Regions from separate parts of the Mus musculus genome. Here region 1 is linked to region 2. A link is a loop called in an ENCODE intact Hi-C map of the cell type or tissue named here. Cell type or tissue: left cerebral cortex. All regions are shown on one strand. Each heading gives the region's core, and the rest is flanking DNA. Links, peaks and the distances in the headings are about the cores only.

What was found. Hi-C counts contacts between places; a loop is a spot of excess contacts. Peaks named below come from ENCODE experiments on the same cell type or tissue, not always from the same donor. Only the 100,000 strongest peaks of a DNase experiment are listed, where the experiment ranks them.
Region 1: it touches region 2 in a loop (5-fold over the local background); 10 of 42 quality-filtered maps call a loop at or near these places.

What each region holds. Positions count from the first base shown.
Region 1 is chr6:52,216,441-52,228,437 of GRCm38, reverse strand. It overlaps Hoxa9 (homeobox A9), which reads left to right and starts at 1,068. Exons shown (of 2, transcript NM_010456.3): 1 at 1,068-2,910; 2 at 3,956-5,341. The coding sequence starts at 2,334. The coding sequence ends at 4,194. It overlaps Hoxa7 (homeobox A7), which reads left to right and starts at 9,865. Exons shown (of 2, transcript NM_010455.2): 1 at 9,865-11,408. The coding sequence starts at 11,033. It overlaps Gm52902 (a long non-coding RNA gene), which reads right to left and starts at 934. Exons shown (of 2, transcript XR_003956434.1): 1 at 1-934. In left cerebral cortex, for the core only: a CTCF peak has its summit at 6,620 (motif pointing right); DNase peaks (open chromatin) are centred at 6,662, 7,428, 7,602 and 7,964; H3K4me3 peaks cover 735 bases.
Region 2 is chr6:51,202,841-51,214,837 of GRCm38, reverse strand. Gm32403 (a long non-coding RNA gene) reads left to right here and starts at 7,487. Exons shown (of 4, transcript XR_001785436.1): 1 at 7,487-7,661; 2 at 9,118-9,345; 3 at 10,080-10,201. In left cerebral cortex, for the core only: CTCF peaks have their summits at 3,201 (motif pointing right), 5,641 (motif pointing left) and 7,961 (motif pointing left); DNase peaks (open chromatin) are centred at 5,650 and 7,945.

The DNA of each region.
Region 1 (11,997 bases), core at 1,646-9,645, 1.0 Mb before region 2:
TTCTAGACTCACAAGGACAATATCTCCTTTTATGAATTTTCCCCCTTTTGGGCCACATGTAAACAGCTGCTTAATACTCAGTACCTAATTCTTTGTAATTTTTCTGTTTTGAGACTAAAGTTTTAAAAGTATTTTAAATTAATAAATATTAATGATATTAATGATGATGGTGATGATACATATCTTCTCTGAATACAAAAAATGAAAAAGTCAGCCAGGAATACTCTACCATTTACTATTACAATTAAGAGCAGAGTTATACTCCTGGGTTATTGCTTTAATGAAAACCTGAACCTCAGAGGACTACCGGATATTTAGAACACCTTGGGTTGTGTTGGGGGTGTGTGTGTCTTGGAGGAATTTGCAGGGAAAGGAAAAATATTAGGGGGAGGGGACTGAGGCAGTCAGGACAGGCCACATCCAGTTCCTGGCGCTGACCACTTTCTTCTTCCTGCCGACAAGCGAGGGGGTGTGGATCCCGGGAGCTTCCCAGCCCCTCTCTGGTGGAGAGCCTAATATTTGGGGGAATCTGTCAGAGCGTTGGAAAGTGTCTCCTTGAACTATTTCTGAGGAAGAAAGCAAAAACAAAGATGGAAATGTCTCGGGTCAGCATTTTTGTGGATAGTGAAGTAATGAGAAACATACTCTTGGAAGGCACAAAATTCACACGTGAATTTAATTACACAGTTTCTAAGAGCTGTTGCTTTGTGTTCCAGATTGGGATGGGGCCACCGCCCCTCCCATTAACAACAGTGGCTGTGGCCTTCTCACTTTTTTTCTCTTATTCCCAAAGATTCTAAGGGGTGAAAAATAACATCCTCCATTTGACCAAAGGATGAGATTAAAGTCAATGTCCAGTGTTCCTCCCGGGTTAATTTGTAGCACTGGACTTGAGCTGTAGTTTGACTATGGGATCTCTGTTGTTCTGTTTCAAGGATAACCAAGGCAGGGGCGCTGGAGATGGGGGCGGGGGGGAAAGAGAGGAAGGGAGGGAGGGGAGTAACAAAAGAAGGAAAAGGGGAATGGGAAGGAAGGGGAAAAAAAGTGGGGTGATAGAGGAATAGGAGGAAAAAACAGAAGAGGGAAGGATACCAGAGCGGTTCATACAGGGCCCAGAAACTAGGCGAGGTGACCCCTCAGCAAGACAAACACCTCTTGATGTTGACTGGCGATTTTCCCCATCTCCAGTCTGGGGAGCGGGACTAGGCATACAGATGATGGAGCTTAGAACCCGCTGGCTAGGGAATAAAATTCGCTGGGCAGTTTGTGCTCAAAGAAGTGGGCCAGGGCGCTTGTGACACAATCAGGGCGTTTGTGACACAAACCCTTGAGGGTTGGCAGTTCTCTCCTTGGCGGTTGCTCTGGTTGCTCTGTGGGGCCTTCCCTGTGGAGCAAGGGTGATCTGGCCGATGTGCAAGCGCCTGGCTGGCTTTCCAGTCTGACTAGGGTCGGTAGCCCATTTTAGGTGGTTGTATCATCGACGGTGCGTCGCGACAGGGGCGGTGGTCACTCTGTTTGAGGTGGAGAGAGCCTTGTATTTGACTTTTCTAGGCCGGCCCTGGGGGCGCGCGCGGGCGGGGGGCTCACATCTCTGAGGACTGCAAGGATTATTTACAGGGTATTCACCAACCAAACACAACAGTCTAATTTAACCTTTCCAAGTCCTCATAAATTTTTACAGGGAGCCACAGCGAGGCAAACGAATCTGTTGGTCGCTCCTGACTTTCCACCAGCCTGTGTGGCTTCCGAAACAATAACTCCTTATGAAATATCATAAATATAGATTTAAATACAGTAGAGTGAGAATGCGATTTGGCTGCTTTTTTATGGCTTCAATTATTGTCTAATTTTATGTGAGGGGCTCTGCTGGCCGTGCTCACACGCGGGACCCGCGCCTTCCTGATGGCGTGATTAATTGTGATATAAAATAGTCCGCTTAAGAAGTGTGTGTGTCTGGTATGTGTGTGTGTTGGGGGGGTGGCAAGGGAGAGTACAGAGGCAAGGCCAGATTTGATCTTTTAATCTTCGTTGGCCACAATTAAAACAAACCAGATCGTGGAGCTGCGCGATCCCTTTGCATAAAAACATATGGCTTTTGCTATAAAAATTATGACTGCAAAACACCGGGCCATTAATAGCGTGCGGAGTGATTTACGCGTTATTGTTCTGCCGGGCGGACACGTGACGCGCGTGGCCAATGGGGGCGCGGGCGCCGGCAACTTATTAGGTGACTGTACTTCACCCCCCCCTGGTGCCACCAAGTTGTTACATGAAATCTGCAGTTTCATAATTTCGGCGGGTCGGGCTGGGCCGGCCAGGCGCGGGCTACTGCAATGGCCACCACCGGGGCCCTGGGCAACTACTATGTGGACTCCTTCCTGCTGGGCGCCGACGCTGCTGATGAGCTGGGTGCGGGACGCTACGCTCCAGGGACCCTGGGTCAACCCCCAAGGCAGGCGGCAGCTCTGGCCGAACACCCCGACTTCAGTCCTTGCAGCTTCCAGTCCAAGGCGGCGGTGTTTGGTGCCTCGTGGAACCCAGTGCACGCGGCGGGCGCCAATGCGGTGCCTGCTGCAGTGTATCATCACCACCACCACCCCTACGTGCATCCCCAGGCGCCCGTGGCGGCGGCGGCGCCGGACGGCAGGTATATGCGCTCCTGGCTGGAACCCACGCCCGGTGCGCTCTCCTTCGCGGGCTTACCCTCCAGCCGGCCTTATGGCATTAAACCTGAACCGCTCTCGGCCAGAAGGGGTGACTGTCCCACGCTTGACACTCACACTTTGTCCCTGACTGACTATGCTTGTGGTTCTCCTCCAGTTGATAGAGAAAAACAACCCAGCGAAGGCGCCTTCTCCGAAAACAATGCCGAGAATGAGAGCGGCGGAGACAAGCCCCCCATCGATCCCAGTAAGTGTCTCCTTCCTGCAAACCGGCCGCTGCCTCCACGCAGGCCACCAGGATCTACCAGCGCGTCAGCTTTCTCTGGAGCCTGCCTTCGTCCTCGATGGGTGCCTCTGGATCTAGGGTCCGAGAACCAGAAGTTGGTGTTTGGAACACCTCTGATAGGGGCCCCAAGTCCAGAGAACTGTGTGGAGCACCCGGGCCGGCTAGGGGAAAGGGAGGAGGCTGCTGCAGTGAGGGGGCGGGGCGGGCGGGCGAGTAGAGCGGAGACCCGCCGCCCCTCTCCTAAGCTGCCCTGGCCTAGGACAGACAGACTTTGGGCGGTTCTTCGAAAGCAGCGCAGAGAAGTCTTTTGTGCAGCTAGATTGTTCACAAACTGTGGCAGCAACGTCAGTCGGGCAATCTGACCCGGGAAGTTTGGGGAGACCTCAGATTCCCTCCATTTCTTGCTTTTGGAAGGTGGCGGCGGAAATCCTGCCCAAGATGAGGATGCGGGCTTTGGGTCCCTTTGCCAGATTTATTCAAATAAAGTGGAGATGTGATCAAAGGCCCTGGGGCATCCTGCCTTCCGTGGAGTTCCCACGGCCTTCCGGGAAGGTCAAATAAAGAGTGGGGACAGTTGCAAGGAAGCTGGGAAAGGAAGACAGTTGGAGAGAGAGGGGAAGAGAGGGAAAGAGAGAGGAAAAGAGAGGTGGGAGAGGTTAAGCTTGCCACAAGAACTCAGGGCAGCCTGCTCTTTTCTTTGCTGGCAAAAAAAAAAAAAAAAAAAATGGTTTCCAGATTTCATCCTTTCACAATATGCAGACTGTGGGAGGAAGAAGAAGAGGGGAGGACGGGAGAGAGGAGAAAGGAGGGTGGAGATGGGAGGGGGAGCTGAGACTTTCTTGGCTCTGTTGTAAGTGACCCTCCGTGGATCTGTCTGCCAGGGCTTCATTGTGTTTCCTCTAACCAATTCAGCGGCATCCTGCACTTCGGCCAGAGACCCCCAAGAGGCTCCTTCAGACCCTACCGGGATGCTCCTTCTAAACCCAGTGTCTCTCTCCCTCCGCAGATAACCCGGCTGCCAACTGGCTACATGCTCGCTCCACTCGGAAGAAGCGATGCCCCTACACAAAACACCAGACGCTGGAACTGGAGAAGGAGTTTCTGTTTAACATGTACCTCACACGGGACCGCAGGTACGAGGTGGCCCGGCTGCTCAACCTCACCGAAAGGCAGGTCAAGATCTGGTTCCAGAACCGCAGGATGAAAATGAAGAAAATCAACAAGGACCGAGCAAAAGACGAGTGAGCCTTTTAGGGGCTCATTTAAAAAGAGAGCAAGCTAGAAAGAAAAAGAAAGGACTGTCCGTCTCCCTCTGTCTCCTCTCCCCCAAACCCAGCCTCCACCCGCACAAAGGGGCTCTAAATCCCAGGCCTCATCTCCCCACTGGCAGTCCGTGCTCAGGCTGGCTCTTAGGCCTGCGGCTTTGATGGAGGAGGTATTGTAAGCTTTCCATTTTATAGAAGGCACACACACACACAAGGGAGGGCATTAGCGCTATTGGCTGTATGTGCTAGCTTGTATATATATATATATATTTAAAAAAAATCTACCTGCTTCTGACTTTAAGCAAAAGGAAAGAAAACTACCTTTTTATATAATGCACAACTGTTGATGACTGGCTGTATAGTTTTTAGTCTCTGTAGCTAATTTAATTTGCTCTTCGTGTGGCAGATCATTCTGCCAAAATACTTGAACACTGTGTTTTATTGTGGTAATTATGTTTTGTGACTCAAACTTCTGTGCTGGGTGAAGTACCCATTGTGATTGTGGAAGCTAGAATTCAATTTGAACTCAGGTTGTTTATGGGGGGAGAGAAGCTGTGGCATAATGTATAGCTCTGTAGTCTTCTGTGTAGCTAGACTGTTAACCTACGATTGTAAACTAGCTGTAAGGATTTCCCAGTGAAATCAGATTTGGAAAGAAAAGAGAGATAGTTCTCCGGGATGCATAGATTCATGATTTATCTACTTTTGAAATGTGGGCTTCTTCATCTTTACGTTCTAGACTCCAATTTTGTCCAATGTATATAGAATCTCCATATTAAAGAAATATTCATAATCAGAAAGCTTGAATATTGTTTTTGCACCAGAGGAGAAGTGAGGAAATTCGGAGCTATACGTGTGTGCAGAGGGTTGCTACCTATGGGTTTACGCTTAATTTTAATTGGGAGAAAGTGAGTGCTTATTGTAATGGAGTTAATTTTATTGATAATAAATTATACACCATGAAACTGCTCTTGGGCTACTGTAGATTTGTATCCTTGGTGAATTTGGGGTTCCCATCGGATTGAACATACACTGTATATTTTGCAATAGTTACCTCAAGGCCTACTGACCAAATTGTTGTGTCGAGATATTTAACTTTTGCCAAATAAAATATATTGATTCTTTTACGTTGTGCGGCTCTGCTCTTTGCACCTTCTTTTTCTAGGTATATTTTCGGGGGAGGGCTGAGGTGAGGTTGATAAAGCCCTAATTCGGTCTCTCTCTCGCTGGAACCAGCCGTAGTTGGGCCAGGCCTAAGCACCCTCGACTCAGATGGTTGCCGGTAGCTAGGAAGCAGAGGCGGAAAGCTGGGAAGTCCAGCGGAGGAGCAAATAGACTCGGATCTATTTGCCAGGCGACCAGAGAAGCATCAGAAAGCTAGGCCTCGCTGGCCAGCAGCAGTGGAAAGTCCACCCTTTCATTTTGGCTGCCTCCAAAAATATTCCCCAACCCTGGACTCACAAAAAAAAAAAAAAAAAAAAAAAAAAAAAAGGACTGAAGAAGCCTTTGGAAGTAGGGTGGTCGAGTTGAGGGCTGGAAGTCAAGGAGCTGTGTAAGAAAACTCTGAGGAGGCAGGCAGGAGCCACATGTCGGCAATGAGGCTGCTCCTTCAAATAGTCAGGGGTTTTCAGAGAGTGGAAAAGCCATACCCTTGTGCCCCATTGAGTCCTGCCAACCTGGCCGGAGGCGGGTTGGGGGTAGGGGCTCAGCATCCTACACTGCTAAGCCACCTTCGGAGTCCCCACAGAAGCAGGCCTTAGCAACCGACAAGCCCCGAAGCGCCATAAAAGAAAATGAGGGCTGTTACCCTTTATGGGGTGTAAAGGGCTGCGTAGGGGGAACGACTGCCTTCGGAGGCCCAAGCGCCTTCCAGATGTAGCCAGAGGATTCTGCCTCGCCTCACACCCCCCAATTCTTTTCCTTCGCACCCCCATCTCTCTGCAATGTTGACTGTCTTCTAAGCCGGGAAAGGGGGACCAGGGTGAGGGTGGATGGGGCTTCTCCTTAACCCCCACCCCCAACGAGCCGCCAGGTTGGCACGCCCTCTGTTGTTGCAGACAGAAAGGACTTCAAAGCTTATGCAGTAAGGGTGTGCCATAAAGGAAGGTCTGCGAACTGTCTGGAATTCGGCTCTTAATGAGTTTACAACTGTCCAGCTCCAATTAGGGTATCCCACCAAAACCCTTTCATTTGTTTGCTCTGTCTGCCTCCGATAAAGAGACTGCGGAAACAGCCCTCTTTTATGGGTATTGCCCCCTCGGCAGCGTAGGTTCCTGGCTCCCCAAGGATTCCCCAGGGACAGGGCCCTCGCTCCGCCCATGGGAGTGGAACGCTGGTGGGGTCACAGGCGTTGCCGAAGTTCACGCGGGCCAGAGCAGCTGCGGCTGCAGTGCCAAGAAAATTCCAGGAGATGGCAGTGTGGCTCCACGCAAGAGGCTTTCTCGCCGCCATCTCCGGCCGCCGAGACCTAGGAAGCTCCTAAAATGTCGACTTGAAGCGAGCCTTTCTGGAATGGGATTTGTGTGAGCAGCAGTCGTATATTTTCCCTGCTGCTCATGCCAGCCTGAAAGCCTCCAAGGGACACAGCATGCGCCGGGGCTTGCCTGACCTTCGGCGCTCGCTCCTCCCCGGCCCCATTCCGAGACCGCTGTGTTGCGTGGCAGCAGCGACGCCGAAGGTGCGGGGCTGTGGCTGAGAACGCCAGTTCCATTTCAGGGTCACAGTCCTCATCCCAGCAGAGATCTAGGGACAGCGAGGCGCACGGGGAACGGGTCGTTCACGATCGAAGAACAAGGGAATGAACACCTACGGCCCCAGGACCAGATGAACCCACAGAGAGCGCATCCTGTGGCCACGGGTTCCGCCGACCCGTGAGGTCCCCAAACCTGGTTCAGGGTGGGGGGGTACCAGGCCTAGCTAGCCACCACCAGTATGGGGAGAGAGAGAGAGAGAGAGAGAGAGAGAGAGAGAGAGAGAGAGAGAGAGAGAGATCGGGGACTTGGTCGGTTTGAATACCTGACCTTAAAATTAGGCGGCTGAAAATTGGTTATAAAGTCATACTTGGTGGCTGTCTTGTGTAGATCTTCGGGGAACTTGGCCACGCTGGGGTAACTTGGGGCATAGTCTAGGAACTGTTAGGTTGTTCGAAAATAAATGATCTATACGTTTAAATAAGTACATTAACACTCTAGCTTCAAAACGCATTCATATGGTTGAAGTCGTTCTTGCTTCTCAGGCCGTGGTATTTCTTTGGCATTGAAAGGCCAAGGCTACTCTGGTGTCGCCGGTTGAGGAGGCTAGAAGAAAGAAAAAAAAATCCCCATTCATTCTCAGGCTACTTTTAATGCTAGATGTCCCCAGCTTCAGAGCAAGGCGGCTAGTGTGTGGGATCAGACTCTGGGGTAGGATGGTTTCGGAAAGAAAACACAAGAGCAAAAAGAAAACTAACCCTTCGAAGCGCCGTGAATATAGACCGTACAGTGCATTTATTTGGGTCGTAATAGTCTCGGCCAAGCCCACAAAATGTTTATGACTCGCATCTCCGTGCTGAATGCGCTGTAAAACCAGGGACTCGATCCTGGCTGACGTATCTCCTGGGTCTCCCTCTCTTTCTCTCTCTTACTCCCTTAAAAAAAAATCTTCCTGCACACACGTAGGTACTACAGGCATATATCCTCGTTATATTTCCGTATGTAATTCATGCTACTTCACAGCATCTGATTGTAGGAAGGGTTTTATAGCTTCTTGGAGAGAGCACCAAGAGATACCTATCCTAATCCTGAGAAATCTATATTTATGTTACTGCTGAGCAGTGGGCACAAATAGAATGCTCCAGTTTTCTAACAATGGAAGTCACTGGTTGGCAGCAGCCGCTTCCCTCCACGGATCACAGAGGCCCTAGGTAGGTGCAGGCCTCCAGGAGCTCAGAGGCCTGGTGAAATGACTAGGCCAGCAGCCTCCCTTGCCCTTGGCCGACTGGCGGCGGGGCAGGCTGCTCTCTGGTCTTCGCTGCTGAGAGGTTTTTCACAGCCTGTCGCTGTCTTCGTCCGGACAAGACCCGGCAAGGAACTGGGCTTATTTATTCGCTTCGGGTAGGAATTGGTGGCCGCGTCCAAGTCAGGCGCCTTTCACTAAGTCGGGGGACATAGTCTCCAAGCCCAATAGCTGAAGCCCACCATCTTCTCAGGGGAGGAGACTAGAAAGGTTCAAAGTCCCCCAAACTCAGCACCACTGGACTCTCTAGAAGGCGCCGTTTTGCTGCAAAGGTCTGCGTTTACATTCTAAACCTAGATTTAAACATTGAGGACTATCTGGCCACAGGAAACGGAGGAAACAAACTCTGGCAGTAGGTTTGAAAGCTAGTTCTGGGACAGCGTTGGGAAATATTTAGATAGCAGATTAAAAACTGGGTCTGGGCTCAATAGTGTGTGAATATTTTCACACATAACAGATACATTTCCATTAAATAAGTAGGGAGCCAACAGTCAGAAAACATATAATTAAATAGGCCTTGCTGAGAGTCTGATTTTGTTCAAAGTCTGCCAAGGGAAAAGAGACACAGAAACGAAGTGAGGGTTTTTGGTGAGTCTTGAATCCCACTCAGAGGGAAGACTTGTGCCCAGAAGTGCCAAGACCTTGAAAACAGCAGAATTTGGGACCTATTTGGCCTTGGCAAACTAGCACAGAGTCTCTTGTGGGAACCACTTAGTCCTTTCAGGCCAAATTCAGATGACCTTCCTAGGTGTGTTAGTGTCGTGTTTTTCCTGTTCAACCCAACTCCGAACTCTGGTTGTCAGGTCTCCTTCTAAAGAGAAGTTCCACTTTAGACACGTGCCTTTGGACTGCTCCAGTCTCCTGAGTCTAGACAGACCGCCTGGGCCTGCCTGGCCTTTCACTGTGCGCCCTTCTGTGTCACCCCAGGAACAATTTATTGGTCTAAAGCAGTCTAATTTCGCCTCTTTGATCTCCTAGCCTTCTTTTGGTTTGCTTCATCTTCTTTTAGCTATTTTAGAATTTTATTTCTCTCTTAGAAGACACTGTTATTTCGATTTCTACCCCCTCCCTGTTTCACCTCTTCTGTTTCCCATCCTGGTCCACCATAAAGTGGATCCCGGATATTGCCGCCTTAGGGTCCTTATGCTCCAGGGGAGATAGCCCAGCTCCCACCTGCCCTCCTCCCCACCAAAACCTGAGCCCTTTACTAGGTAGGAGCTGGGGTTCGTTCCAGCGGGATTTGAACATCCCTCTGTCTTTTGTGCTTCCAAGACCCCCCTGAGAGGATGCGGTAAACGGGGGTGGGGTAGGTGGAGGCAGCCTGGACCCACTGAAAGTGATAAGAAAGTGCTTTGTACACCAGGAACCAAACTCTATAATTTAGAGGAGAATTTCCGGGGCAATTCCATTGTGAAGTCGGGTTTATGATGTGCAATCGAGCTGAGCAGTAAAAGGTCGCCAGTCTTCCAGCATGGCCTGAGCAGTTTATGAGGCGTTTAGGGGAAGGGTTCACCCAAATATCCTCCAGAGAGCGTTGGGCAGCAGAGCCTTCACCCGACCTATCATTGCAGGGGGAGGGGGTCTGAAGCCCAGCAAGGTAAGCCCCCAGGGTGGGCTACTATTTGGGAGAGAACGAGGCTGTGCTTAGCAAGCACACAGTGCTTAGAAAGGTGAAGCCGCGGGATCTGGGTGGCCCCTAGAAAGGGCTCCCTTATTCGCTTTTATTGTCTCCTAAAGAACTGGGGTTCCACAATGAGCTACAGCACCCAGGTCCTGAGATTACCTCTCCTGTCTCTAATCCAGCTCTAAAACTGTTACCGGCCCACAGGGTGGAAGGCTTGCTTGCCTGAGAGCCGCCAGGAGTGTATGACGGATGTGTTTTAAAATTTGTGGAGCCGAGTTTCTCCCAAACTGAATGAGGATACCCCAGTTTTTTGTCATCTAGGGGGTAACTAGGGGTTGTGGCAAGGACAAAGCGGGTGTTGAGCTATCTCTGGAGTTGCTGCCAGCCAGCCAGGTGCCCAGGAGCAAATGCAGAGAAACTGCCAGGGCCGCAGTGTCCGGGAGGAGAAAAGGAATCCCATGTTAGTATATCTGTTGGCAAATGAGGCTCATTAATAGATAAATATTTCACTGCTTCCTTTAGGGCAGATAAACAGTGCGCCGCCGATTAAAGAAAGGAAGCTGAGAGACGTTGACTTTATTCGAACCACATGGTTCCAGTTTGTGGCAGCGGTCTCTCCGCTCGGCTAGAGGAGACACCGCGCCTGCGGTGTTGGCGCTGGAGCATCAAATCAGGTCTTAAAGGTTTCCCTGCTTATAGAGAGAGGTGGGCAAAGAGTGGATTTCCCTCTCTAGACCATCTTTGGGCGGACAGGTTACAGAGACCCTGGGTCTTGGACCCTCAGAGAGGGCCCGAACAGGGGGAATCCACACAGTGGATCTGGGGTTCAGGAATAGGTATGAGGTTGTCGGGGGAGGGGGCGAGATCCCTGCCTCCAGGCTTCGGCGGCTGGGACGGGGCTCTGGCGGAGCCTAGGGGTCTGATTGCGTCGGGCGCCCTGGCAGCCCGGTGCAGGCAGGCCGCGTCTGTGAGCCTCTTCCCCTTCCATTCTAGGAGGCAGGCGGCCCGTGGCGCGGGACCACCTGTGAGGGCTGCTGAGATTGGCGGAGGCGGTCATGTGGGCGGTCACGTGCCGCGGCGAGCTCCGTCCAAAAGAAAATGGGGTTTGGTGTAAATCTGGGGGTGTAATGTTATCATATATCACGCTACCTCGTAAAACCGACACTGAAAGCTGCCGGACAACAAATCACAGGTCAAAATTATGAGTTCTTCGTATTATGTGAACGCGCTTTTTAGCAAATATACGGCGGGGGCTTCTCTCTTCCAAAATGCCGAGCCGACTTCTTGCTCCTTTGCACCCAACTCGCAGAGAAGCGGCTACGGGCCGGGCGCCGGCGCCTTCGCCTCCACTGTGCCGGGCTTATACAATGTCAACAGCCCCCTCTATCAGAGCCCCTTCGCGTCCGGCTATGGCCTGGGAGCCGACGCCTACAACCTGCCCTGCGCCTCCTACGACCAAAACATCCCCGGGCTCTGCAGTGACCTCGCCAAAGGCGCCTGCGACAAGGCGGACGAGGGCGTGCTTCACGGCCCGGCCGAAGCCAGTTTCCGCATCTACCCCTGGATGCGCAGTTCAGGTAGGCTCAGTGGTCGGCGGGGTCGGCGAGCGGGAGGAGCGGAGGGGCGGGAGCAGGGCGCGGGGGGCTGAGAGAGCCCAGCCCGGCGGCTTCCAGCCGGCGGCCCCGCAAGTCCCCGTGGCGCTGCCTTTCTGGTTTTAATTAGAGCTGAGGCGCCATAGCGTGGAGAGACCCGTAGCATTGTATGTAAATGAGGCTCATAAAACTTTTTATGGCCCAATTAATGGGTTCGATCCTCGTAAATTTATTTAACTCCATTTGCCTTGGAATTTTTACAATAAGTTTCTCCGCTATTCTCATTCTCATATTCTCTCTCTTTCTCCCCCCCCTCTCCCCCTTCTTCCCTTCCCTCTCTTTTTCTCTCCCTCAGTCTTTCTTTCTATCCCCCTCTTTTCTGTCCTCTATCTCTTTCTTGACTCCAGCTCTCTCTCCCCTCCTTCCCTTCTTTCGGCCTGGCTTTCTTTCTCAAAGGCAAGGAGAATTGAGACCTCCGGGATCCCTCACTCATCACTGTACCAGAGGCCATTTCCAGAACGGGGCTGAAGCCAATGGGACAGAGGGTGGGAAAGTCACAGGAAGGTCTTGTGGA
Region 2 (11,997 bases), core at 1,835-9,834:
TGTAGATCAGGCTGTAGGCAAGCGTGTAAGTTGTTTTCTTAATTAGCGATTGATAGGGAAGGGCCCAGCCTATTGTCGTTGGGGTGGCCTTGGGTTGATGGTTCTGGGTCCTATAAGAAAGCAGGCCGAGCAGGCAGGAGAGCAAGCCAGCGAGCAGCACCCTCCATGGCCTCCGCATCAGCTCCTGCCTCCAGGACCCTGCCCTGTTCGAGTTCCTGTCCTGACTTCCTTGGATGATGAACTGTGATGTGGATAGAAGAGATGTGTTTTGGTCATGGCGTCTCATCGCATCAGTAGAAACCTTAAGATGCATTAAAAGTTTTTTTTTTCCATATTATTTATCCTGTGGGGTAGTCAAAGTGTTCCCAGTTTTTATTCTTGCTAATAAGAGTTTTCTGAAAAGCCAGAACGATGTAGTAAGACTGAATTCAAGCTCGGGAGGTTTCCTGGTTCCCAGTTTAAAGCTAGCCCATCCATTTTACCACACCTTCTCCAACAAGGCCACACCTCCTAATAGTGCCACTTCCCATAGGCCAAGCAAACGCAAACCACCACAGGGACTACCATCATTTTTACAGCTCTGTGGAGGACGAGAATTAACAGACAATATTGGGAAAATACTTCTGCGTCACGGTAACTGACAAAGGCCTGTTTCCCCAGAGAATAACTAGGGAAGGAAAAGAAATGGACCCAGACTTAAAATGACGAGAGTATAAATTTTAAAAAGGATATATACCCCTTCCCATAAAAGGGATATGGTCATTTGATAATTAGAAAAATGATTCTATTTTTAATTCTTTAAGTGGCAAAAGCAGCCAGTTACAGTAAACTAAGGTAAAGAGTGATTAGAGATTTTAAATGGCCATTTTTACCAAGATTGGTCTCTGAATCGTATAACCTTAGGTTCGGGGAAAGCTAACGTATATAGTGTGACGCTGCCACCTGCCCTAGGAGAACATTAAGATGAGGATTCGTGACTTAAAAATCAAACCGCAATTGCGGTAGAGCATGTGGAAAGTATTTAAAGCAGAAGGAGTTTGTCTAGGAGCCTCTTACAGCCTAAGCCGGAGTCCCTAACCCACAGGGAGCTCCGGGAAATCTTGGGCAAGAAGCGCAGGAAGGCCCAGGACTTTCCGTCATTTGTTCTCTTCTGTCTGGGGCCTTGGCTGGTTCTGTGCAGTTAACAGCCATCGCATAGCCGTAGACTCAGCAAGAAAAGCTCAAAGAAGGGTTAGAACTTTCTAGCGCAGGAGGAGGCTGTGCAGGCCCCGCTGCAGAGGCTGAGGCTCTGTGCTCGGAGACTTCAGTTAGTGGCTGGTTTCCATCATCAACAGGATAACAAACGGCTGATGCGCTCTGCTCTGCTCTGCGTTTACTCTGCCTTGGCCCCCAAAGTTGCTACTTAAGCTTCCCATCTTGGAAAGCTCTGAGGCTGAGGCCCAGGAGAAATTTTGTAAGTTCAGGCCCTCCCTCTTCCGGATTGCTGGAGTCAAGTCTCCTCCCATCTCAGGGATTCCAGGGCACCAGTGCCCAGGATGCTGCCAAAGGCACTGGTCACCTCACACTGTGTCTGATTCTCCCACTGCAGGCTGGTAAATGAGAGCAGGAAGCAGCAGGCCTACTTTGGGGGGAAAAATCCCCCTTATGGCCCAGGGAGTAAGTCTGGAGAAATTCTCACTGACTCAGCTATGCAAGATACCCAGTAGTGTCCCAATTATAACAGCCTAATGGCCGCTACGGACGTCTTCCTATCACTTGGCCAGTGGTATTTGTGTTCTCAGCATTTTTAATTAGCAGAGATGCCACCGCTGCAGAGGACCACATATAACCCAGAAAAACTGTCAGGGGCACACTATAAAAATTGAGTATGTGTCACCAGTAGATTTAGATTCTTCAGGTTAATATTATTTTTGCAATTAGGTAGTGAACTGGCATTAATTTACTCGTGCTGTGTGATTAGGTTAATTTACTCCAGAAAAGCTTACATTTCCAGAATTAAAAATGGTGGCCATGTCTTCTCACGATCCATCAAAGTCGCAGCTGTGCCATAGAAACCCGGCCATTTTGTATTCTTATAGACTGTGCAATAATGGCTGAAGATGACCAAGTGCCGGGCCCCATAGATCTTCATGCTTAAGTACCTACGGATGAATGGTTAACTTAATCAATTACTTTTCCTATAGTTCGGCTTTTATAAATAGAAATCAGCATATAATGCTTAGGGCACTGAATTTTAGATGTAATAGTGCCTGAATGTGTCAAAAACAAAAGAGGCTTGCAAAAATAAAGCTAACTCGTTGTTGGCCTTCGTGGCTGCAGATGCATCCTCTATGTCTGCCTGGATCACTTACGTCCCTTAAGGATGCAAACGTGCCTGCCCTGCTCACACATTCCCCGGAACTGTGGTCCTGCTAGCATTTTTGAAAATTACTTTAATTAACCTTATTTCATCTTGGGTAGCGGTAGAACACTTTTATTGGTTAACTATGCATTCCTTTGTTTTGTCATTAACCTTGACTTTCGCCCTTGGAATTGATGGTAATTTATATTGTGAGCCAGGTGTTAGAACAACATGCACTGGGGTACCCAGCAGCCGTGCCCTCAGTGGCTAGGATTCTGTAGCTTACAGGAGACAGAGCAGGAGTTGGAGGGCTGGAGAGAGAGGAAGCAAGGCTTAGCCCCGGGTTCTCCGAGGATGGATTCTAGTCTCCAGCCCAGGACGTGGATTTTGGGATAGCCTCGGCTGGGGTAGTCTCTCAAGCCAGTTCCCAGCTACTCCTGAAGTCAGAGAAAGGGATCATTTACTGAAGGGGAGGAATAATGGCCAGTCCCTAACAGTTCCACTCTAATAGTCAACCAAATATACTGTAATATTAGGAATAGTGTGCCTCTACTCTACGAGTATCCCCGTCTTTCCCTCTCTCCCACTCTGTCCACAGCCAAATACCTCTACCGTAGATAACCAAATACTCCCACCAAATATAACCAAGTCCTTGGCTTTACATCTGCACTCTTGTCACAGCACACAAAAGCCCAGTTTCAACTCTTCCTGTCTGTTTTGGTTTGGTTTGGGTTTTTTCCTATTGTGTGTGTGATTCACAAGCCCCTGAAGGCCAGGGCACTGTGAGGCCACAGACAGGGAGGTACTGAGGTCCAACTCCAGCCCCCAAGAGCATGGCGCTTGTGAGCTGACAGAAATAGCTTTCCCTGAAGTGCTTTGGCACGCCAGAAGAGGGAGAAGTTAGTTTCAGTACAGAAAAAAAAAAAAAAAAAAAAAAAAAAAAAAACCGACATTCCACACATACTCTTTTCTCTAGTGGTTCGGGGTCTGTGTGGCTGTGTCATCACTACTTCCTGTGCACTGACACCCCCTTCATTCTGTGGGTTAACGCATGAGCCGCAGAAGAAGACGTTCTTCCCGCCTGTGTTTATTAAACATAATGGCTTACAGATATCAAGGGAGGATCATTCAGAAAGTCAGTACTTTTCAAAGAGCCAAACCTTTCTATTTTCTTCTCAAGATCCAGGCCTGTCCTCAGCCCCCCTTTTGGCGGAAGAATTTTGTGGGTCTAAGTTCCCACGAAGGTCACTAGGTGGGCAGAAGTGGGTGGGGAGGCTGTGGCCAGCGAGCAGAGCCCCCAGAAGCTGTCCACACTGCTGCTGAGGTTGAAGACAGTGTGTGTTTGCTTAGAACTGTCTAGAACACACGGGAGAGGCGTTATGGGGAAAAAAGGGGTCTTGGATGGGTAAAACTGTGGACAAAGAGCCTCTTAGCAGAGACAGCTTGGTCCTACCTGTAAACATGAGTGGTGAAGGGCAGGGGCTGGAAGGGTAGAAAGAATGTCATAGGAATCCCAAGATTTCTCAGGTGTGGAGGACACCCTGGCTTTGACACTTCCCAACACCCAAGTAGACTGTCACTACAGAGAACTAAGTGAGACTTCAAGATCCTAATGGTCAAATCTCCATTTTTTATTTCACGGAAGCCATAGTCTTCCTAGTATATTAGTTAGTGAGTGCTGACTGACTAATGTCCCTAGTCCCTAGTCAATCACAGTGGCTTAGCACAGTCGAAGTCACACCTTGATCATGGTCCTCCCTGATTGAGTTTGTCAGTGCCCTGAGAGGGTACCTCTCACACAGCAACTCAGGGGGACCTGCTGACTTTCATGCTGTGGCCCCATGGAGCCAAGGGCTTGCTGCTGGGTGTCTGTATTCTGCTGACACAGATAGAGGACCTTGCAGGTGACAGGCAGACCTGCTCACATTCCTTAAACCTTTGTTGAGTCCAAACCTCACCTGGAGAGAGACTGGGCCACGGCACCTTGCACAGGAAGAAGATTGAATGGGCTTGGGCATGCATAAAGGCGGGTCAGCCATTTGTAGGTGGGTCAGCCATTTGCATTGCTGACCTAAACATGGAGATGAGTCAGTTGACAGCTATTTAATGAGTGATCTCTAATAATTCAGGACTTTTGATCTTTGGAGGCCAGAAGACTTGATTTTGAATATTGTTGTGTGATCTTGGGCTAAGAATTAAGCCTCCAATTGTCCTGTGGGAAATGGGCTATCTCATGGGGTCACTGTGACCATGAGATGAAACAAGAGACAACAATGCGCATGTGACAATGCATGCTTAGTCGTGGGAGCCTTTGGGACTGGATGAGAGGAAGAAAGGAACACTCTCTTTGTCCTGTTTGGATTAGCCATGGGTGCCAGCGAGGCCCAGCCGGGTCCAGAGACCATCTTCCTCGAGACAGCAAGAACGGCTTTAGTTTTCCCAATCTCTTGCTAAATTTCAGTTATGCATTTTGATGGACCTGGGATTTGGAAAAGAAAAGCAAAAAAATCCCCCAGCCCACGGCGCCCATTTTCTCTGATCAATAGAAATCCAGGCACTTAGCAAAAAGCCCCAGCAAATTATCTTTGTTCTGTCTGAGACTGCCACATACAGAAAGCAGTGGCTTTACTGTTTTTCTTTTTTAATATGTATTTCTAGAGGCAGTAAAAAGAAACAATCTTTTTAAAAAATCATTTAATTTTTTTTACTTCAGACCTGGGCCACGGGACTCGACTCCGGTGCCTGGTGTGTCCAGAATATGGCAGCCATGAAGGGTTTCCACAACTATTTACTGATTGGATTAGAAGATGAATGAAAGCTGATACCTGGGTAATAACAATTAAGATAATGCTGGAAACATGGAGGCTATGTGGGGGAAGTACAGCAGAATAAATGTGATATTTCCTAAATGGTTTCTTCTCTAGTAAACAACAACAACAACAACAACAACAACAACACACACACACACACACACACACACACACACACACACACACACACACGGGAGTGGGAGAGGAGAGAGAGAGAGAGAGAGATCCTACACAAAGCAACGTGAAGAGGAAGACAAACTGCCTTTCTTAGCACATTGTCTTTTCAAATAACCTTGTAAGCCTCCCTAGTTAATCTTTGTAATGATGGGATATCTAAAACAATAAACAAAATAACTTCCGGTGCTCAGAAGGTTAACAATTTTTATTTTGTCTTGGTTTGTTTTTATTTGTTTGTTTTCTTCAAGAAATGGTTGTTCAATTTGAGGTGGAAAAAAAATGGCTCCTGAAATTGCAAAACGTGGTCCTGTAGTGCCCCCTGGTGTCTATTTTATGGAATTGGCAAAGCCTGAATTGTGTTCCGCCCTAGTCATTAGCATAATCTTGACTTATTTATGAGCCTGAGCTAGATTCTTTTAGAGAGGCGTCCTTACAGGCTGCATCAACCCCCCTCCCTCTCCCTCTCCCTCTCCCTCTCCCCCCCCCCCCCCTCTCTCTCTCTCTCTCTCTCTCTCTCTCTCTCTCTCTCTCTCTCTCTCTCTCTTCCTCCCTCCCTCCCTCTCTCCCTCTCTCTCTCTCTCTCTTCCTCCCTCCCTCCCTCTCTCCCTCTCTCCCTCCCTCCCTCCCTCTTCCCCCCTTCCAACTGGCGCACTACCACACTATGAAAGCAATTGTATGTCAATGTTAGCATAGGATTTAAACTGAAAGCAGTATTACATTGGAAAGAAGCCTTTTCACCTCAAAAAATATTAATGGCTTTCCTTTAAAAACTATTTTTCAGAAAGCAGATTATTAAGCAGTTTCTTTTGTCCATAAAGATATTCTTTATAAATCGGTCTAACAGAGGACAGTTTTAATTTTAATTTTAGAGATTTATTATCACATGTAATAATTAAGCCATTTTCTTTTTTTTTGTTGAGAACCATTCATTTATATAAAAGATATACAGAACCAGTCTAGTTTGTGAGAATAAATAGATCAGATAAATCCACAATAATCCAAACGGCAGGACTCTGATGCCTAAACACTGACACTAAAATTACACTTAGAATTATTTAAGAGGGGGGAGGTCAATTTAGTGCAATTGGCAGGGTTTTTTTTTTTAAAGGGCTAAATGTTATCCATGGCCTTCAGGAACTCCAGACCTCGGGCGGAGACACATTGGCAGTGCTCACCGTATGAAGCAAATGTAACATAAGAGGAAGCACCCAGGCTGAGAGGGAGGAGGAGAGACGTCCCCAGAAGCCACGACTTTGGAGGGCTGCAGCGGCAGAGGAGGCAAGGGGGAGCGGGACATGGCACGGGTAGAGTGGGAAAGAGCAGAGAGCCAGCACAGCAGGGAGGGGGTGAGCTTCTGGGGTCCTACAAGGAGCCCAGGAGGGTTCCAAGGAGTAAGGCAGAGGAGAGGCATGAGGAGCAGCCTATACCCTCCCCCGCTCTCGCCTTCCCGCACCCCACCCCGCCCCCCCTCCCCCGGTACCAGCTGGAGCTGACACCAGATTATCAGTGAGATGAGTCTCAAATTCCCTTTCCTGGCTTTCCAGGAACAGGGAGATAAAGAGCTTGGATATCAAGGAAGAGGCACAGGGTGGAAGGACAGAGGACTCTGTCCTATCCTCAGACAAAGCTCTGGTTGGGCGATGCTAACCTCAGGCGTGCTTTGTGACTTCTCTCAGTCTTAGTCCTTTCTCCTGTAAGGCAGACGTGATAATCTCTTCTTCATGGGACTGGAGAGGGCGTGGGGGGCGTGCTTGGCAGAGGGGCTGAGACTGCAGGTGCCCTGAGAATGGCAGTTACTTTCCACAATCGGGGAGTCCTTGCAAGGACTTTCATCATAAAGCGCCTTGTCTGGCTCCGTGTTCTTATGTGACTATAGCGTTGGCATCTAGGCTGGAAGTGTCCTGTAAGTCAGGGCCACCTCATTATCACAGGTGGGTGCAGGGAAAGTGAAGGTCAGGAGGACAGTCTAGTGTGCGTTTGCCACAGCTAGGTTCAGTGATGAAAGCTAAAAGCTGGAGGAGTCTTTCCCATCTCTGTTTAGGGAAGTCCATTTGCATAATGGTATTAGCCAAGCAGGTGAACAAAGACAGGCTGCAAGGCTGGAAAGCCCTGGGTTGGAGCTCCAGTTTCCCTGACTCCATGTCTGTTTGCTCAGCTGGAAAACAGTGAGGCGGCGACTTCTCTGAGACAAGACAGAACCTACACAGTGCTTGCCTCCGGCCCCTGGGGGTGCTATCATTGCATCTAAGATTTAAGAAGAACCTTTCACAAGTAAGGATGTGACTCAGTAGAATGCCCGCCTAGAGTGCCCAGATCTCCAAATATGGGCTCTAGTAAGTAAACTGGGTACGGTGGCACACCCCTGAAATCCTAGCACTGGGGATCCAGAGGCCAGTCTTTGCTACACGGTAAATTTGAGGTCAGTCAGTCTGAGTTACACGACACCCCGTCCTCAAACCAAAAGCAGAGCTGGAAGAATGGTTTTGGGGTTCAAAGCACTGGCTGCCCTCCTACAGGATGCAGCTTTGATTCCCAGCACCCATACATACAAGGCAGCTCACAGCTATCTGTAATTCCAGTTCCAGAGCATCCTTTGCCCTCCTCTGGTCTCCGTGTAATCTGATGCCCTCTTCTGGCCTCGATGGGCATTGCATGCACTTGACACATGCAAAACACACATAAAATTAAAATAGATATATATTTTTTTAAATGAAAAACGAATCCCCAGGAACCTTTGCCTCATTAAATCCACACAGAAGAAGCTGTAGGTAGTAATTGTTCAGTGTGCTAGGTGTGGGTATGATGTACCTGTGTTTTCATAAAATGAAGAGTAAAACTCTCCTGACATGCAGTATGAAAAGATCTACTTTTATACAAAATTTGAAAATGAGAGACTAATGATCAGTCATCTACACCCCCGACACCACACACACACACACACACACACACACACACACACACACACACACCACCTCCTGAGGTGAACAGCTTTGCTGTCACATGTTCCTGTCATAAGTCACAAACAATAGGACCACCCAATCATAGACTGCAACCTTCAAAACTATGAGCCACTATATATTTCTTCTCTTTACAACTTTCTCTTTACAAGCCTTGAATATTTTGTTATGGTGACAGAGTGCTGAGTCTTACAGGGGGTGTCCTGGTACAAGTTCGTTCTTTTACAATGTCTTCAGACATCAAAGCCTAAGGATGCACACAGCAGGCAGTAGACCTTCTCAGTGCACCAGCTGCCCAGAGAAGCCCATGTTCTGAAGAAGCTGAGGTTTTAAAAGGGGTTTGGGTTTCCTCTCTATGGCATATGTTTTAAAATTGGGCTGTGTTAGGTGATCAGAGGACTAGATCAGGCAATAAAAAAAACTCAGTGCATAGAGGCTAGTGTCGTGGAAGCCTCCCTATGCCCGAGATGATACAAGATCATTGTGCCTTGTGTGCAGCGTGGTCAAGTGTCCCAGCAGACAGTCACCGAGGAGTAAAGTGCCTGCATTATAATTAAACAGAAAAGTCTAAAGATTTTTATTCTCTCCTTTTGTTACTCTGAAATCTTCTTGAAAAATCGAGAGAATGTTGTACTTCACTTTGTTGTGTGCAGAGTTCGGGCTAACACCGCATGCTGGGTCCAGGCAGAGCAGCAAACGCCGTTGGGCATCACAGTAGTCAAAATTTTCATTTGGTTTTCCTTTACACCACAGATAGAGCACTGTAGTGATTTCGTTCCTGATGCTGAAGATCTGAGTCCATGCAGGTTATCCCTGTGCTTCGTATCCACAGAGAGGAAAGCTCTGCAAAATGTCAGCTGTTAAGAGGCCGAAGAGAAAGAAAGGCGGGCTTCGTGCTCGGGCCGGACTAGAACGCGGGTCCTGGCAGGTGCACTGAACACAGAGCAGAGGCACCCGCAGGCTGACCCAACTTTATGCGAAGTGTTGCTGGCACACAAGTGAACCAGCAAAGAGAGAGATGAGAAGCACCCAAACTGAGGGTCTTTAACAGTTTGTCAGAGTAAGCCCTGCCCCTCCCCATCTAACTTCCTCCTGTCTTGACTTAGTTGATGTACAAAATAGCAAGGCTTACTTCCATGAGACTGATATGCCTTTCTTTGCTAAAACCCCAGGGTTAGTGAGTCCCATGGCCCTCCTGTCTCCAACTCCGCCCCTAGCACCGGGGTTGCCAGCACTTGCCTCCACGGGCAGCTTTTTTACTGGGTGCTGGGATGGGAACTGGGGTCCTCATGCTTGCCTGACAAACACCTTACTCAGCTTCCATGAGAATCTTTTAAAAATGAAAGCCAGACAGAAGGTGATTGGCGGTTTTTATAAACCTTCAAGCTTACACGACTTTTACATATTGGAAAATTGCAAAGATGTATGAATTGAAAATATGGCTGCAGACCATTCGTTTTTCGACCTTGAAATAAATATTTGTTATCTTGTCTCAAGATGAGAATAATAATTATCCCTACCACCAACAGTATGAGATTTAAATGAGATAATGATTCCCCAGCATGTAAGTGTATCTTGCTGCAGGTTGTGCCAGATGAAAATGATTTAGCGAACAATTTGCATAACAAAGTGAATATGTTTCACATTAGTCACCTGCACATTAAAATATTAAATTTAATATAAATTTATGACGTGTTTTATCACAATTTTAAATATCAGATTGCAATGTGTGTGTGTATACTTGTGTATGCAGTAAGAGTTTAATAAGTACACAGTATCTATTTTGTTTTTCAGGGGTGCTGGTGTGACAGACACAGTGTGCTCGGCCAAGGATTTGCAAAGAAGAACATCATTGCTGGCCTTGGGAGCTCCCTGCAGAAGGGGGTACTAGAGTCTGAGGGATGGGGGCCGGCAGGGTGAGAGAAACTGCTTTCCACTCCCTGTGTGTTTCTGTGATGGCGATGTGTCAGAGAAGGCTGCAGTGGGGTTGGGGGGGGGATGAACCAAGTCTTGGGGACACTTGGAGCTGGCAGGGTACAGTTCTGAGTTCTCTGGGTGTGCACTGGGAATTAGGCCCTGCCTGTACCACTTAGTTAAAAGCAAGGAGGTTAAAACTCTCCACCTTCCAGCTGGAGGAACAGTCCAGAGGTTGTCAACCCTGACTGTTCTTCCAGAGCACCCAGTTTCAAATTCCAGCACCCAACATGGCAGCTCGAAACTGTCTGTAACTTCAAGATCTGACACCTCCACACAGACAGGCATGCAGTCAAAACACCAGTGCACATAAGATGGAAATAAACAAATTATTTTAAAAAACAAAAACAAACCCTGTACCTTCAAGAGGGCATCAGATGTGCTGGGAGTGCTGAGGTAAGGCTAAGGAAGACCCAACCCCATAGCCATTCTTCCATAGAAGCCAGAAGTCCCTGACAAGGGGGCATCTGGTCACAGTCCCCTGTCTATGTGACACGTGTGACAGGAAGGATGATGTGTCTCTGCCTGTCACTGTGGGCCTGACCCTCACTCACACTGTTGGGAATCTGGGGTAGAAGTCTCTTCAGAAGTCACACACCCCAACCCATCCCTCGGAAATTAAATGGCAGGTTGGGCTTTCCTCTCTAGGCACCAGAGCACTGGAGTTAATCTGCATCTGAGCATCACGACTCAACAAATCGCCTTCTGCATTTGTTTTATTGTAGACTGGTGATTATAATAAAATTAGTTCTAGTCCACATTAGTGGCTCATAATTTGAACTTCATGAACAAAACTGATACAATCTCGCTGAGCCTTCTGTGGCTGAGCAACTCAACTGAGTGCATAGCTCCTCTTCCTCTCCCTCCTCCCTCCCCCTCCTCTCCCTCCCCCTCCCCCTCCTCCCTTTCTCCCCCTCCACCCTCTTCTCCCCTCCTTCCCCCTCTCTTCCTTCTCCCCTCTCCTCCTCTTCCTTCTCTTCCTCTTCCTCCTCCTCCTCCTTCATCTTCTTCCCATTTTTAGATTGTTTGCAAATTCCTTAAAAGAACAAAACCTATTTCAACTGTTTTTTTTTTAATAGTTCCTAGGTAGGGTGGCTATATAATTCAACATCCAAACTGGGACAGTTGTGAGGGCAAAAGGCTGCCTATTAATAATTAAGCTGGGACAAGAGCATATATCAGCAGGGCTACAGCCAACCCCCATAGGTGGCAATCCTTTTTTTAGGGACAGGCTGACCCTCTCCAGAGGTCCTGCTAAGCAATGTTGCTTTCTTAGTTTCTTTACCTGCCCCTCCAACCTCTTAAACTATTAATTTGGGGCAATCATCTTTGTAAATTTAAAGTTTCTCCTTGTGACACAGCTGGCTATTGTACAACTTCAGAACAAACTCAAGAAATTCAAAGGACGAGAAACAGGAATATTTATATCCAGGCCTAGGAGATTGTTAGGGACATCCTTTGATGTGACCACTGGACTTCAAAGGGAAATCTGGGCTGGTAATTCTTCAAGCCAAATTTGTGATCTGAACTTAAATGTGAAAAGGTCCCAACTCTCCCTTAAGCCATGGGAAATGTTTGATAGGTAACCCCAGAGTCTCTCCCCTCCATGAAAGTCATAGTTATGCCTACAGAAAGTCCACCCTGAGGACTGAGGCAAAGTGCAGTTGACAAAGTGCTTGCTTAACATGTGTGAGGCCACGGGCTTGATCCCTGGCACCATATAAAACACTCATGGTGA